Regions from separate parts of the Mus musculus genome. Here region 1 is linked to region 2. The links are chromatin loops, found by intact Hi-C in ENCODE. Cell type or tissue: heart. All regions are shown on one strand.

Evidence for each region. A loop is a pair of places that touch in the nucleus more often than their neighbours do. Peaks named below come from ENCODE experiments on the same cell type or tissue, not always from the same donor. Only the 100,000 strongest peaks of a DNase experiment are listed, where the experiment ranks them.
Region 1: it touches region 2 in a loop (2.4-fold over the local background); 6 of 42 quality-filtered maps call a loop at or near these places.

Annotation. Positions count from the first base shown.
Region 1 is chr9:63,132,152-63,140,151 of GRCm38, forward strand. It overlaps Skor1 (SKI family transcriptional corepressor 1), which reads right to left. Exons shown (of 9, transcript NM_172446.3): 7 at 7,903-7,977; 8 at 7,347-7,412; 9 at 6,013-6,814. The coding sequence ends at 6,720. Gm25064 (a small nuclear RNA gene) reads left to right here and starts at 1,132; the gene lies at 1,132-1,238. In heart, a CTCF peak has its summit at 3,894; DNase peaks (open chromatin) are centred at 140, 810, 1,365 and 2,000; H3K4me3 peaks cover 4,327 bases; H3K27ac peaks cover 1,095 bases; H3K27me3 peaks cover 6,159 bases.
Region 2 is chr9:63,754,679-63,762,678 of GRCm38, forward strand. Smad3 (SMAD family member 3) reads right to left here and starts at 3,316. Exons shown (of 9, transcript NM_016769.4): 1 at 2,794-3,316. The coding sequence starts at 2,999. In heart, a CTCF peak has its summit at 7,248 (motif pointing left); DNase peaks (open chromatin) are centred at 403, 1,403, 2,083, 3,513 and 2 weaker places; H3K4me3 peaks cover 5,136 bases; H3K27ac peaks cover 5,512 bases.

The DNA of each region.
Region 1 (8,000 bases), 620 kb before region 2:
TCCTGCCGTCTAACCGCGTGCAGGCCGAGCACTGCGCCCAGGCCCCTGGTGCCTCGCTCGTGGCCTCCCTTGTGGTATCCGACTCTGGTGACTGGAACTGACTTGCGTGGCTTTTGCCTGGGAATCTCTGTCCCTGTCCTCTCAGGGCTGCCTGTGTATCAAGTCACTATTCAAAGATCGCTCAGTGACCCCCTCCTGTACAGTCATTTCGCGGTGTAAGTGTGTGCTTGTGCGTGTCCCTCGCTGACACCGGAGCTCCCTGCTCACTGTCTCTTAAAGAGTCGGGGGCGACAGTCGGCGCTCTGGGTTTGTCAGAGCAAAGAAGGACAAGAGGCAAAGTAGTCTGAGTTTGGGGGTAAAGTCTAACCCGCAAAGGTTAGACTCTTTCTTCGGAGTCCTACTGCGCAGGAGAAGAGACCGGCCTCTGAACCAGGTTTGCACCCAAATCTCACTTTCTTTTCAGGGCGCGCAGGCCCACTTGGCTTAACCTGCCAGAGCCTCAGTTTCCTAACCTGCGAGGTGCGGGGACTTTAAAGTGCCTGGCCCTTAGTAAACGCAGTAGCAGCGAGAGTGGCCTCTCCCCACTCCCCCGCAACCACTGCCAGCAACGGTAGGGCGCTGTTTCCAACAAGTCGGGGAAACTAAGGCCAAGATTGCCCTCACACCCCATACACCTAGAGCAGGCCGCTTCGGCGACCGATTCGTGGGTGGAGAGCCTCAGAAGCCGGGCTGGCTAGATGAGCCGCTTGCAACCTACGCCCTATGCTCGTCGCCTGGTCCCTAGGATACAGCGGGGCCCTGCGCGGCTGGGCGCGATCCCGGTGCGGTCGGGCGCGTGCACAGCGCGCATCACGTGGCGGACTGTGACTTCAGGGCTGCGCACAGCTCAGTCCCGAACAAGTCTGTTTCCCATCGTCCCCTCATTTGCATATACAATGTAAAAAGAGTTTTCGAATATAAATGAACTTACTCTGAGTCTAAATAAAAAAATTTCGAACATATAACATAAAACCTAGAAGGTACTACTTTGGGGAGTCATTGATTTTGAAAACAATATAGAAACTTCTCACCATAATCTAAAAGGAACTTAAAATTTTGTCCTTATATACTTCCTGAGAAAATGGGCTGTTCGTGCTCGCTTCGGCAGCACATATACTAAAATTGGAACGATACAGAGAAGATTAGCATGGCCCCTGCGCAAGGATGACACGCAAATTCGTGAAGCGTTCCATATTTTTCCTACTTAATTTTTTTTTCCCTCATGAAGTCCAAAACAGCCCCAACGGTTTTACCTTTTGCTTGACTAAATCGAACCATTGTACTCAAGGAAGGAATGTGAGGCGTGACATAAGCAGACCCATCACTTTGCAATGCGCCTTATCCATGGGCTTCAGTTGCAGTTTGTGACTTATTTTAATTTTTGAGATAGGTCTCACAGGTTCCACCATGACCCCGAGTTTGCTATACAGTCTAGGATAACCTCAAACTTAAGCTCTTCCTGCCTCCACGTCCCCATTGCTGGGATTACAGGCGTGCACTACCACACCTGGCTCCAGCTCATCTCTCCCCTCCTCAATAACCTATTTCTTCACCTTAGCCCTAAGGAATGGTTTTGCTAAAGCCGTAGAGTCACCTGGGCGAGACTAGCAAGCCTTTAAAACTAGGTCTGATACCTTTGAAGAGACACTGGCTATGGAAGCAAAATTTCCTGGTTGCACAATATTTACTAGTTATTGCCAAATAACTAGTGCATAAATAATGCTTAAATCTTAACCATCAAGATGAAGAAGAAACGACCACCCTCCTTAAGTTCAAATTTCCTGTGCTGATTTACTCAGTGCTTTCTGACATACCAATTTCTTCCTCAAAGAAAAATGGGGTATGTGCTTCCCTGGTTCCTGAGCCCGCGCGTGGGCTCTGCAGCCCCTGGGACGCCTGCGGTTCCCGGGCTCGCCCCAGTGACACCTGTGATCAGCCCTGAAGACCAGGGTGGACTAGGTGAACCCCACATGCCGCCGCTGGCTGTAGAGCAGCGTACCACTCTGTATATATTTCTGTTTTAGTCTGTGGAGGTGACATGACCCCTTCCTGATTACAGTGGCTGAATCAAGATCTGTGGGACTCCTTGCGCCTCGGCTTTCCGCCTTCCTTTAAAGCATAGACTGGCCTAGAATCGTATCAACAGTTCTGTTTCAATCAGATGTCCCATTTGGATAAACAGTTTTAAATTATCTCCCAGAGTGCTGTCAATCAAAGTCACTACGGATACTAGTGTGGTGCTTCATCCTCCGACAGGAAGGACTGGCAGGATCGCTTATGTTGGAATGGAGTGGTATAGGAACTCAGTAGAAACCCCCTGAATCTTAAGGACAGGACCTGGCATTCTGTTGGGGTATGCAATCCTTAGGGCTAGGAAAAAAAAAAAAATCTAAAGCCCTGATTGTCTTTTCTGGCTCTACTCTAACTTGCTCAAATACTTGGGCCAATCTCTTGCCCCTTTGGCCACCTGTAGCCATCCAACGTTGGCACCTTATGATGTCTTTCCAACGTGGGTTTTTATGGCTGCTTTCAAGTGTCTTCAGAAAGCTCAGAAGGCCAGGCTGGAGAGAGCACTGCTCTGTCCCCTTTCGTGGGCGCTAGAGGAGGGGAGGTCCACAGACTGGATAATGCCCTATGGGGGTGTGTCCTTTCCTATCACACACAGATGTGCTAGCTCTTCTTCACCCAGACTGTCTTCCAGGGTTTACCTGCATTAGCTCATCCCTGCATGAAGTCATGTTTTAAGCAGAAACAGAGTTCCAACTCTTGTTGTGGGTTCCCTACCACACAAGGAGAGGCAGAGAACTTGGTTACAGAGTTTATACTCTTAGCACATCACCGAACACCACCGGGGCCTCTGGATGGGGAGGACCAGGTGAGGCTGTTTAGAATGATGGAAAGCATGGAGGGGTCGTGAAGGGCAGTTTTGCTTCTACTGGCGATCCGGATTCTAGGTGAGAGTTGCATATCTGCAAAGGCTTACGGTTGTACGGTGTGGCAGGGTAGTTGGGAATGTGTGAACCATGGGCTTGCAAAATGTGGAGGTAGTGTTCTTGAGACACAGTTGGGACAGGAGGAAGGGTTTTCTTTCCTAAGTTGATGATAAATTACTCGACACCCTGCCCCAACACTAATTCTATTGATGAAGGATCTTCTTTGAGAGCAGCGAGCTCTCGAGCTTAATTAACCTTATGTAAATGAGCGTAATTGCATCTCAGTGGCTGTTGTCCGGAAGCACCTGGGGATCCCTTCCCTCAGACGTTTCCAGCACCTAGATGAACTATCCTTTCACGTGGATATTCCACGTGGGCACCGTGTACCGTTGGAGGAAAAATAAGATATGACCTTAGTTGTGGAGGTACTTGTGGTCCCCTGGGAGGCCGACTCATACAGCCAAAGATAACAAGAAAGTAAGTGTCCTCCTAGACTCAGGAACCTGAAGCCCTGTAGAACTCAGAAGTTAGCTGTGCCAGGGACGTGAGGAACCCATTGGCAGAGGAGACAGAGGTGAGAAGCAATTTACTGGTGTCTCAAGGGCATAAAACATCTCTCTACTTAGTCTCTTAGGAAAGGTTTGTCGCAGTGGTGGAGAGCGACAATCTGTCCCACGCAGCTCCCAAAAGGGATGGAGTTCCTCTAGAGAAAGGACGTGGACGGGCATGTTTACATAGCTCCCCAGCTCCGGACCTGTATTCCAGAGGCAGAGTCTTGTAGGGAACGCAGGGAAACAGAGTTGCCAAAGCAAACACCCGGAGAAATCCGGTGTCCACAATCCCCCTTAATCCCGCAAGCACACTTTTCTCTGCTAGAGCGAAGGTGTCTGAGCCGCTTGCGATGGCTGTAATGCCTAAAGTTCGTCGCAAGGTGGCAACATTGTGGCGAGAAATAGACATTAAAAATCCTGGGTTTTTTTTTAAAGCATATTTTCTCTATTAATGTTTCATTTAACTTAATTAGAATCTGGTAAGCTAATTAAAGTAGCTACGAGCCCCGCAATCAGCAATAATTCGTATAATTATTGATAATTACATCCATACCAATCGTTTGGTTATTAACATTTTGGGGGGGAACAAGCCATTTCTAAGTGATGCAGAGCCCAGGAGGGTTTCTGTGTTTTGTAGTTTGTTTTATTTTTTTGCGCGATGGAACTTTCTAGGTCGAATCCACCAACACCTCCAACCCTGAGAGGCTCCCTACCATCTGAGGCTCTCCTTCTGGCTAGCCCAAGGTCCCTGTATACTTTTTTCCACTTTGGGGGAGTTTGGAGGGAAAACGCGAGAATTCAATATTCTCCAGACTCCTTAGTTGGTGTGTAGCCACGGACCTTCGGGCTTAGGTGGCAACTGTCCTGCCCATTTTACAGAAAAGGGTTGTGCATTTAGATGCATTGAGACCACAGAATACTCGAATGCAATCTGCAAGTGTCCTCTCCTGCAGGGGTGCCCTGGGAACACAAGTCACTTCCTAAGTGGGTCTCACTTTCGCGGTGGGTGCAGCCCAGAAGTGAGCAGAGTAACCATGCCCTTTTTACCTCACCCCTACATAAATGATTCCAAGGCCTTGGGGATCCCAGAAAGAGAATAGCAAGAGGGAGCCCTACAGTTTGCCTGGTTGACCCCACCACCCTTACTTCCACACCAGTCTTGTTCTCTCAGTATCCGAGGCTTGAAGGGTCTCAGCCACAGCCCAGGGACTGAGTAGTCTTGGGTTTCACCCGTGCAAGGGGCTCAGCATCTGCTTCTCTTCGCCATCACCCAGACTGTGTCCCAGCTTGCCTGCATCACAAAAGGCCTCCAGTGAAACTCCCCGCCTGAAACTCCAGAGAACTGCAGGACCCGACTTCGACTTCGCTTCCAAGGTCCCCTAGAGAGTGCTTGGGGAGAGCCTGCGGTGCTAGGCTGAGAGCCTGTTCTTGGAGGCGATGGTCCAGGCAGCGGCCTGCAGATGGGCTTTCTTCTTGGAGTGTTTCCCTGAGCCTCAGGGCAGAGACAGTCGAACGACATTTAATGGAGATTGGGAAGTGAGGACCTGGAAAAAATAAAGGGCACATCGCAGGACCTTTGCTAGCCAGAGGAGGACATGAAAGCCAGTCTGGGCTGAAAAATTCGTAAGAGAAAGAGCTTTTTCAGTTCCGTCCTCCACACTACTCAGGAAAGAATGGGTTTCCTGCAGTTTCCTTGCAGAAACTGAGGCTGGTGGCCTCTAGGTGAGGATTTGCATTTCCGGGCCACAGCCCGGGGAGAGTCCTGGCCCTTGCATCTGCAGCCAGCAGACCTCACATTCCTCATGGGGTTTGGTTTCTCCAGCTCCAAAAATGCCCTGGGACTAGGAGGGGGAGATTATTATAATGAGGACAGAGCTTCCTCCTTCGGGGTAGAGACAGGCTTCTTGAGGATGCACCACAGGGCATCTGTCTGGGCGGGACGGCAAACTCTCAGCATCTTTTCTAGATCAGTTTCGCCAAGCTCCTTTCTAGCCCTTCACTCCTCACTTCTACCAGGCCAGTGTTCCTGGTCTATGATGCCCGCTTCAGCAAGCAGAGCAATTATGATCGAATTCTGGATTCCTAACAGCTTGGAGAGGCTTCTCTTGCTGAGTGCACCCCAAATCCCTGCAGGTGACTTCACACATAGGAAATGTAAGGGGTAAAAATTAACTTTCCGGCTGTACAAGCAAATCGCAGGAAGGAAGGGACCACTGTCCAGGGGACAAGGCAGTAATCCCCCTCCCCGGGTAAAGCCGGGGGGGGGGGGGAGATGCAGCCCTGATGCGGGGGAGGAGATTGAGTGAGTTTTAGGTGGATCTGTAGAGTGGTCCTGGAGCGCTATGAGGTCTCCTGAGAGAGCACCACCGCTCTAACCTTGACCACTGGTCCTCACTTGCATCCGGAAGCCCCATCTTTGAGTGGCAGCGTCTTCCACCTTCCCACCCTCTTCCTCCTCCACCTACTGGATGCACTCTCAACTCCGCAGCCCCAAGGAGTAACAGATTTTTTTTTCTTTTTATTAAAAACAAAAGTCACGGATACAGGTCTCCCCAAATAGGCTCAAGATGGTCGCCATCTCGTGAGTCAGTTGTCGCCCTTTTAAAGTGCTGTTACATTACACAACAACAACAACATCAACAACAACAAAATCACAAAGCAAATCCAAAGAGGAATGAATGTAAAACGAGGACTGGAAAGGGTCCCAGGGGAAGTAAAATAACTTACAGTATAAATAAAGTGAACCTAATACTGAACCAAGAGACTCACAGTCCAGTTTGTCTCCATTGCACATAGCCACGTTGTCGTTAGGAACAAGAGTTTCAGAAGTGGACAGGACGGGGAGTGCACGGCCATAGCCAGCGAAGATGCTACGTTATATTCACATTCGGGGTCCCAGGCCCTACTCGGGCCCGAGTGGGAGGGGTCGTAGAAGAGGTCTCCCCTCTTCCCTTTCTTTCCCCGGTGGGTCCAGTTTACCCCTTGAGGTCTGATGCCCTGGAGTTCAAAGGAGGGGCGAGGCAGTATTTACAATGGGAAACCCAACGGAGCCCGGCTGGGGACCGGCGGGCGGGCGGCTGTATTTACAACGGTCAGGTCCTAATGGCTTGTTCCTCGCTCTGGGCCGCCACTGCAGCGGGTATTTACAGAAAGGAGCAGCATGGCTTGAGGGCGCGTGGGCGCGGCCAAGCCGGCGCTAGGGCAGCAGCGGAGGCTTGAAGGAGCAGTTGCCGGTGCAGTGCCGGGGTGTCAGCATCTTGCAGGAGAAGTGGTGCAGGGCGTCGTGAGCTTCTGGAGAGAGAGTCACACCAACCTCGTTGGCCGCCTCGCCTGCCTCCCTGCCCCCCACCCAGCTCCACCAGTCTCCCCTCCCCCTCGCTGGACCCATCCAGCCCTTGGGCACAGGAATTCTCAATGGAGCAGAAGGGAGGTAGAGGGGCAAGAGTGAGGCTCTGGCCAGTCAGAACTATTTCTTAGGTCCATTAGCCCCATTTTACAGACGGGGAAACCGAGGCACAAAGAGGTCTAATTGTCCCAGTCTAGGGTTAGGCCAGAAAGCAAATTTTCGGATGCTCAGAGCTCAATGGGCTTTTTCGTCCTACATCAAAGTTATAAAATTTCACCCCAGTTCCCTTCTGATCCACGTGGACCCAGGCCGCCTTTCTTTCAAACATCTCCATAACTACACCCACCTACACACCCACCCACCATTCACCATCCATTCACCCACCCACCCAATAGTACAACCAGCCTTGACTCTCTCTCAGTCTGTCTGTCTGTCTGTCTGTCTGTCTGTCTCTTATCTTTGTTTCTGGGTTCACACCTTTTAATTTCTGCTGGATGGCATAGCGGGCCTTCCTCTCCTGGTCCAGTTCGTTACACAAGGTATCTGGAAGACATGGAAGTTCTGTGAGACCACCCTCTAGGCAGATGGCTGAGGTCACAGCCTGGGCACAACCTCTCCCCTACAGAAACCACCCCAGAAACTAAGGAGGGGACACCTACACTTCAAACTGCAGGCTGGGAAGCTGGGGGAGGAAATGGCCTGGGATGGCGCTTAAAGGCAGACGGATCTAACCAAAATTAAAGCAAACTTAGGCATTACTTCCCAGGTAATTTTACGCCTCGATTTTTAATTTAGAAACCGTGGAAATTGCAGCGCTAAGAAGTTCAATCACTCCACGTAATGATGCCTGCAAGCCGTTTGCTGGGCTCGCTTGCCATTCTGAGGCTAATCAGACTATACAAAGGATATTAAATAAAAAAAATAATTGTTAAATTACCTTCAATTTAAATCCAAATGACTGAGCCAACATTGCGGCTCCTGCCAGACAGAGGCAGTTACGGCCGTGCGCGCGCTCACCTGACTCGCGTCTTACCTCTGACAATTTGCAGCTGTTGCACCATTTCTTCCCGATAAGCCAATTCCCTCTTCATTTGATCCTGAAAATTATCTGTGCAAATTGATTAAGTGAGA
Region 2 (8,000 bases):
GCTCAAGCAGGTGGGAGTGGGCTGCTGGCATGGAACTTGCCTGAGCTCTGCCCCACCCCTGCCAGATCAGAGATGCCCTGCTCTCCACTCTGTGGCTTAAAATGAAACTCCTACACCTCATCTCTGTGAAGGCAAGCAAGCCTGGGGCACTCCAGCTCTCCCGGTCACTGAATGTGCCTAGAGCCCGGGGGAAAGAAGAAGCCAGCATGTGGCCAATAGCTACCACAGCCAAAAGGTTCCACATCTCAGACGGAGAGTCCTCACAGCCCGGCTCCAGATCTGACAGAATGTACTGAGGCACCCAGTGTCCCGCCCCACTCGAAGCGGGTGACTAAGTCACACACTTTCCTTTGTCTGCTTTCCAAAGCCCTAGTTCTCAAAGGCAGCAATGTGACAAGCAACACACAAGCCCGGGGCTTAGCAGACACAGGGCTAGCACGAGCACATAGGGGCTTAGCAGACACAGGGCTAGCACGAGCACATAGCCAACTAGTCGCCTCCCCAAGACGTGGCCTTTAGCTTTCTGCCCATGGCCAAAACAGCAGCAGCTGTTGCCAAGGGAGACAGGGTGACCCAGAGGCGTGGGCACAAAATCCAGGGATGGAAATCCACCTTTGTCTGGATCCACCCAAGCAACCGGGTCTCTCTAGTTGAGAAAAGATGAAAGAAAACAATCCCAGGACTGGGAGGGTAGCTCAGTAGCAGAGCGTTGGCCCAACATGCAGGAAGCCCTGGGTTCAGTCCGCAGTGCTGCCAAAGAACCGGCAAACACACACCCTGCTTCCAAAGCCCGAGGTCTACGCACAGGCTGAAGGTACCTAGTCCTACTCGGCTGGGAGCAAAAGTGTTAGCCTGAAATCTCAGAAGCACACTAGCTTTGACCTGCCTGTGAGGAAGGCACAGCCTCTCCTCCAAGCTGACCCCAGCCCAAAGATTAACCAAGAGCGTTGCAGACAGAAGAGATCCACCACCCACCCTGGACACGGATGCTTTGGGGACTCGGAGTTCAAAACAGACTGGGAGAAAGGGCATGCCAGATCTAGTCGAATGAATGCTTTCCCTCTCTAAGTTCTGTTGCTTTGCAAGCAAGATCATTTTAGACCTCCGTGCCTTTTCTATGTTCCAGTTCTGTCGTCGACCATATGAAAGTGCCTTGTAAATTGTGAAATACTTTGCACAGCTATTTCATACTTGATAGCACTGGAGGAGGGTTCAAAACAGAAAGCACTTGAGCTGGGTGCACTCGGGCAGATGGGGGTGGGGGGTGGGGGGAGGCTGCTTCTCCAGACCTGACAGAGCTCTGTGAAACTCAACCGCCCGCTTCAGCAAAAGGATAGAGGAGATTGGAAAGCTGGAGAAGAAGCCAAAAACCCAGGTGCCTCTGACTATCACATCACCCCTAACGCCAGCTGGCAAAGGCTCAGCAGCCAAGCGTTCTTCCAGACCACATACTGCCTGCCTGCCCTCTCCTTTACAGGTGGAATCCACCCACTCAGGTTTGGGGGTTGTTAGATTTTTGCTTTTGTTGTGTTTTGTTTCTGTTTTCTTTAAGTGTCATTCCCACCATATGTGGTGTGTGCTTCTAGGGAAGGCCGACCCTGGGTTCCTGTGGACAGATGTTGTTTTGTGTCTTACTATCAGGGCTGGCAGCCCATACACAGCTGCCTTGAGCAGGTGGCCAAGGATGGAAGCTACCCCTGCCTAGACAGGTGATGACCTCTACTATCGTAGGCCTTCTTTCCATCCCTCTGCAGGCAGAACGCCCCCGCCCCCCCCCAAACATCCCCACCTGCCCCTCATCTGGAATCAGTCTTTAAAGGTGTTTGAGAAGAAACAAAACCAGAAGACTAAAGTGCTCTCACCGCATTGCCCAGACGCGGGTATGCTCTAGAAGGCCTTGGGAGTGAAGTCACTGACCCCTTCCATCAGCCATCTGTGAGCTCCCGCCGGACTCCTCTAGCCCGATGGGAAGGATAAAGGAGGTCAGGACAGATGGCAAAGCGCTTTGGGAAAATAGGCTCTACAGGAATGCAGGGCCGATGGGAGGCCAGCCCTGGGGTGTTTTGTTATCTGCCTGGAGCTGCCTGCTCCATTCTAGGCACCCGCATACTCTGGATTAAAAAGATCGCAAATCAGCAGGGGTGGGGTGGAAAGAGGGAAAGCCCCTACTTTCTGCCACTTGTTTCTCCCGCTTCAAAGTCGGTGCTCTGCTCTCCAACTAAGTGCGTGCGTGCATGCGTGCACAGGGGGCGGGAGGCTGGCACAACCAAATCTAAAAATACTCAGTAAAAATGCTAATCCCAAAGCAAAGAAAGAGCGAAGAAGGAATCTGTCAATCAACGGGCTCCCGCTCCTCACCCACAGCTGTACCGACTGCATTCCTGTAGACGAGGAAAAGAAGTGGGGGAACAGAGCTGAAGAAAAGAAAGGGACACACGCCACCACCTCCACGAGCGCGGGGCGGGAGGCGGCGGAGGAGGAGGGGCTCGGCCGGCAGAGCCGAACAAAGCGGGGCCTCCACTTGGAGCCCGAAGCCCCGAGAGTTGGGGGGCCAAGCTCAGAAACACCCCTGCTGCCCGGAAGCAGCTGGCGACCCTTGAGGTCTAGAAGCCAAAATGCTGCACGGAAGCCAGGTCTCTGAGGCTAGGCAAATCCGAAGGTTTTGTTTGGGGTCCCTCCACCCACTCCCCGTCCCCTACAGGCGCGCGCACACACGCGCACACGCCCTCCCTCTCCACCCGGGCCGCGCTAGGGGGCTGGGCCAGTGCGCCCCCAGCCGCTCTGGGACCCCACCTGGGGATGGTAATGCACTTGGTGTTCACGTTCTGCGTGGTGATGGCCTTCTCCAGCTCGTCCAACTGCCCCGTCTTCTTGAGCTTCTTCACCAAGCTCTTGACCGCCTTCTCGCACCACTTCTCCTCCTGCCCGTTCTGCTCGCCCTTCTTCCAACCCAGCAGGCGCTTCACGATCGGGGGGGTGAAGGGCAGGATGGACGACATGGCTGGCACCGAAGGGTCACCGGCGCCCCCGGCGGGGCTGGGCGCACTGGGGACGCCGGGGGCGCTCAGAGGCAGCTCGGCCCGCGCCTCGCCCGAACTTCGCTTTTAACTCTGGAGAACTTGCCCGGGCGTCCGGGCCAGGACTGCGGCGCTGCAGCTGCGGGGATCGGGAGCACGGCGGCGCCCGAGCTGCTCCACGCGGACCGACGGACTGACGGGCAGGCCCCGGACGCGCGGGGCGGAGGCGGCGGCCGCGAGACTCCAAGTGGCAGTAGAAAGTTTGGGTTTCCGCACGGGGTAGCTGTTTGGGTGCCGCCTCCGGGAAGGAAAGTCCAACCCCCAGCCAAACTTTGCTGGCCTGGATGGCTTTGGTGCGCAGATCCCTCCGCCTCTGCAGCGCTGCTCCTCCTCCTCCTCCTCCTCTGCGATCGCCGCCTTGCAGGGCCAGCCAGGGCCGAGCAGCCGCGCTACCCGCTCCTCTCCCGCCCGCTCCCAAGTCTACGTTTCACGCAGCTCCGCGTGCAGCCTCCTTCCCAGCGCAGTCGCCGCCCCCTCGCTGCCGGGGCTCCCCGCTCCTCCCCCGCGCCCTGCTCCGGGGAGGACCCGCGGCCTTCCCCGCCCAGCGCCGCCAAGCGCGCCCACGTGGGCCACCGGGTAGGGCGGCCGCCAGCTCTGCCAAGTGCCGAGGGACCGGACTCCTGGGGACTCGCCGCCCCACAGACTCTCAGATACCGTTGCAGGAACTAGAGAGGATTAGACTCACAGGGAACAGGCACTGTCCGTCAAGGGCTGGCTGCACTCCGGAGAGGACTCGGGCGCGGTGAGGGGTTCAGAAAAGCTCCGGGCCCAGGAAGTTGGGGCACGCTGATCTCGCTCAGTGGCCAGAGCTGCTTTAGGTGGTTTTTTGTTTTGTTTTTGTTTTCCTGCTGGGTGAGATCAGAACGGCCGACTGCCTGAGACTGCGGAGGAGGGAGTTGGAAAAGGGGAGAGGGAGACTTAAAAGGAGTTAAGAGACCTCAGTGACAACTTGAACAATAGCTGGAGCCAGGGGTCCCTTGGGCCCAGTGAACCAAGCTTTTTGCAGAAAACGGGCCTCAAAGACATCTGTTGCGTTCCTGAAGGAATGAATGGGGGTGCTTTAGGATTTTTCTTTGGAGGAGGGGAGAGAATTAACATTTCAGGGTGTTACTGAAGTTCCGAAATTCGACACCAAACAAGTAAGAGAGCTTTTGTTTACAAAGCAATGAACTCGCACACACAAAGAGCAAGCCGGAGAGGACTCGAGAAGTTTATTCAAAGTTAGCCTAGGTGGGAAGCCAAGAGAACCTGACTTTGAGTAGCCCTAGGGGCTTTACTGCAGACTAGACGAATTCAGGGCTGGTTGCCCACGGTCCCTCCACGGATTTGGGGCGTTACATTAGACCCTCTGCTCCTTTATCCTGTTTCAGCCTCCCTATCAGGCTAGCCCAGATGCTTAGAGTGTGCTTGGTTTTGCGCACGCGCGAACACACACACACCTATTTCTCTCCCGTGGTGAGAAACAAGTTATTTGCAAACCAAGATCCGGTGCGCTTTACGAAGCCCTATGAAGTGTGGCTCGTCCCACAGAGTCAGCCCTGAAGCTTCAGGGGCCCCCTGCTCTGTCCTCGAGGCTGCCCCACCACCAACCGCCAGCGGCAGCTTGTCAGGGGTTGTGGTTTCCCTCCTTCCACCTCCCTGGTAAGTCCTGAAAGGAAGACCCCTGAGGCTCAGTAGACCTCAGCAAGCCGGTTCCTGCAAACCAGTTAGATGGTGGCTGCAGCCTCCCTTCCACTTGCTGCTAGAGACTATAAGGAAGGAGGTCCTTTTTGTTTTGTTTCAAGACAGGGTTTCTCTGTGTAGCTCTGACTGTCCTAAAACTCGCTCTATAGACCAGAGCAAAGCTGGCCTCGAACAGAGATCTGCCTGCCTGTGCCTTACTTGGCATTAAAGGTGGGCAGTCTTCACTGCTGTGTTCAAACAGATACCAATCACTGCCGTTAAAAGCCTGAGAGGCACAGCACCAAGGGTCAGAGCCAGGATTTAAACCCAGGTTTTTGTTTGGTTTTGGTTCTTGCTACTGGCCCTAGAACTGTAAAGCTAGGACACAATGTGCAAAACAAGAGCTTTTCTCACAGGTGCACCATTATCTCCAGGAATGGTCTCAGGCCCTTTCCTCGCCACCTCCTAGGCTGCTGGGACTTTGCAGAAGTCCTAAGCAAGACAAAAAGTGGAGGCCAGTGTTGATTCATGAAGAAGGGTAGCCAGGAGAGCTGGTTCAAATCCTGCTTCTCTCTCTCCAGCGCTTCCTGTCACAAATATGCTACTTGTTGAGAAATTCACAATGAACGAGGAAGGTCCTTAACCACTAGGAGCTCCCAGCCAGAGAAGCACCAAGGGATAGGGATGAAGGTTTGCTTAGGAGGGCAGAGGACAGAAAGCGGCCTATGTAATCATCTTCCAGTAAGAAGTTAATCTTAGCCGAGCAGTGGTGGCACATGCCTTTAATCCCAGCACTTGGGGGGCAGAGGCAGGTGGATTCCTGAGTTCAAGGCCAGCCTTGTGTCTTAAAAAAAAAAAAATTAAATAAATAAATAAAACCGCTGGCATACAAAAACAAACAGGTGTCATTTCTAACCTCCATCTTTTTCCTGAGTCTGAGAATGTTTTGGGGGCACAAAACCAGTTTCCCATGGGGGAGGAATAGACCCCTCTACCTTGGTCAGTGAGTAGGTGTGTGGTTCAGGATTGGTTAGAACTTCAGCTGGCACCTGATTGCCTAGGACCCAGCCAGACCTGCCCTGCAGCCTTTGCCCTTGTCCTTGGGAGGGAAACATTAGTCCAGTTAATTTTTCATCCTGGTGGGTGCAAAGTTCAGGAGAGGCATGATCGTGGGTGGAGACAGCCATGTCTCCCTAGGAATAGAGAACACAGTCAGGTCAGAGCCTAAGACACCCACATGCTAAAGTGTGTATGATGGGGTTCTTGGGGGGGAGGGGGGATCGTGCAAAGAAAGGGACAGGAACACCTGGCCACAGTGAAGATAGGTAATCAACAGGTGGTGAATCGAGAAAGCGTGGAGAGGGTTTTCCCTACATCTCACGCAGAAGGGTGACGCCTGGTGAAAGCAGGTGGGCAAGCAGGGCTGGGATCATCGGCAGAGGCCCTCCTGCAGGAGACAGTCTGTCTGCAGGTTTTGTCTAGCAGGTTTTTGTAGGCCATACCCAAAGAAACCTGGGTTCAACATGGAGTGCCATGTCCAGCCGAGAACCAACTTCTAGAAGTTGCCCTCTGACCTCCACGGGCAGGCTGTGGCACACATCTGCCTCCCGTAAATGAAAGTCCATGCACAAATAAGTAAATGTAGTTTTCATTTTATATAAAGCCACTGTTCCAAGTAAAAATCAATAAATTACTAATACGATGCTATGTATGTAAAAGATAAAGATAACACACAGCAAAATACTGCACACCTGTTGGGCTGTTTGGTCTTGTATGCCAGTTAGACTAGGAAGGGATTGGGCCACGTGTACACTGCCACCAAGAGTGTAAAACAGTGTTGGCTTGGGGAGAACAGCATAATAATATAATAATTACCCAAAACAATAAAACATAGAATTATCATGGGGCCCAACAATTCTGCTCCTGGCCATACACACATACACTCAATGAAAGCAGGAGTCCAAAGATAGTATTTGCACACCAATATTCATAGCAACATTATTTCACAATACCCAAAGCTGGAAACCCCACCAATGACCCTGAGAGACAGAGTGAGGACTGTCTGCACAGTGGAATATTATTCAGCTTTTAAAAGAATGATTTTTTGCTGTGACGCAGATAAGCCTGGCAAACTCTATGCCAAGTGCAATAAGCTAATCACAAAATGACTAACACCGTGTGATTCACGTTTGTAGAGACAGAAAGCAGGTGGTGCTTGCCGGGAGCGGAGGGAAAGGAACAGGAAGTGCTGTGAGTTACTTACTGGGCATGGAGCTTTGGAACAGGAAGATTTCTGAAGGTGGACTATGGCGAGGGTTCTTCAGCAGCATAAGCGTAGGCAATGCCCGGAACTGTACACTTAAAATGGGTAAAGGGGGCTGGCAAGATGGCTCAACAGCTAAGAGCACAGGCTGCTCTTACAGGGGACCCTACTCCTGTTTCTAGCACCCATATAGCAGCTCACAACTGTTAACTCCAGCCTCAGGAGATGCAGTGCCCTCTTCTGGCCTCTGTAGGCACTGCATATATGTAGTGCACTTAGAGGCAGGGCAAAACACTCATAAAAATAAAACACTTAAAATAGATATGTCTAAAAAACATACTGGACACAGTAGAATAGATAGATGCTGGAGGGCAATTAAATGGAAAGGAAAATTAAAGCTGAACAGAAAGAATAATTTCCGGGATCTGTACTGATCATTGTCTTGTGTTAGGAAGACTGTGGTTAGCCAAATTCTTTGGACAGTCTTGGCAAGGTTAAGGTGTTATGTTCTGCATATAGCATCAGTAAAAATGCTAATTTTTTATGGCTTGCTCAAAAGACAGTGCCTATGCCTTTCAGCCCCACCTAGTTCTGGGATCAAGATCTCTCATATAAGGTGAACACAATGAAAATGATATTAAATGCTTGTCTAAATGCCTCCCCAAGGATGTTTGCATGGGGGGTGGGGGTCCCATGGCATCTTTGTAAGCACAGCCAGGGACCAGGTCTGCTCTGTATGAGCCTTTCAGATTTCAAGGATGAGGTCATATTTAAGGTTCCCATAGTTATGGACTGGGGATGTAGCTCAGATGGTAGAGCGCTTGTTTAACATGCATCAAGCCCTGGGTTCCACACCCCAAAAAAGTGTGCATGGTCACTCATGCCTATAATGCCAACATTAGGGCTGTTGAAGGCAAGAGGAACAGACAATCTTTGGCTACCACAGGGAATGTTCCAGGGCAACCTGGGCTACATGAGACCCTGTCTCCAAAAAGCAT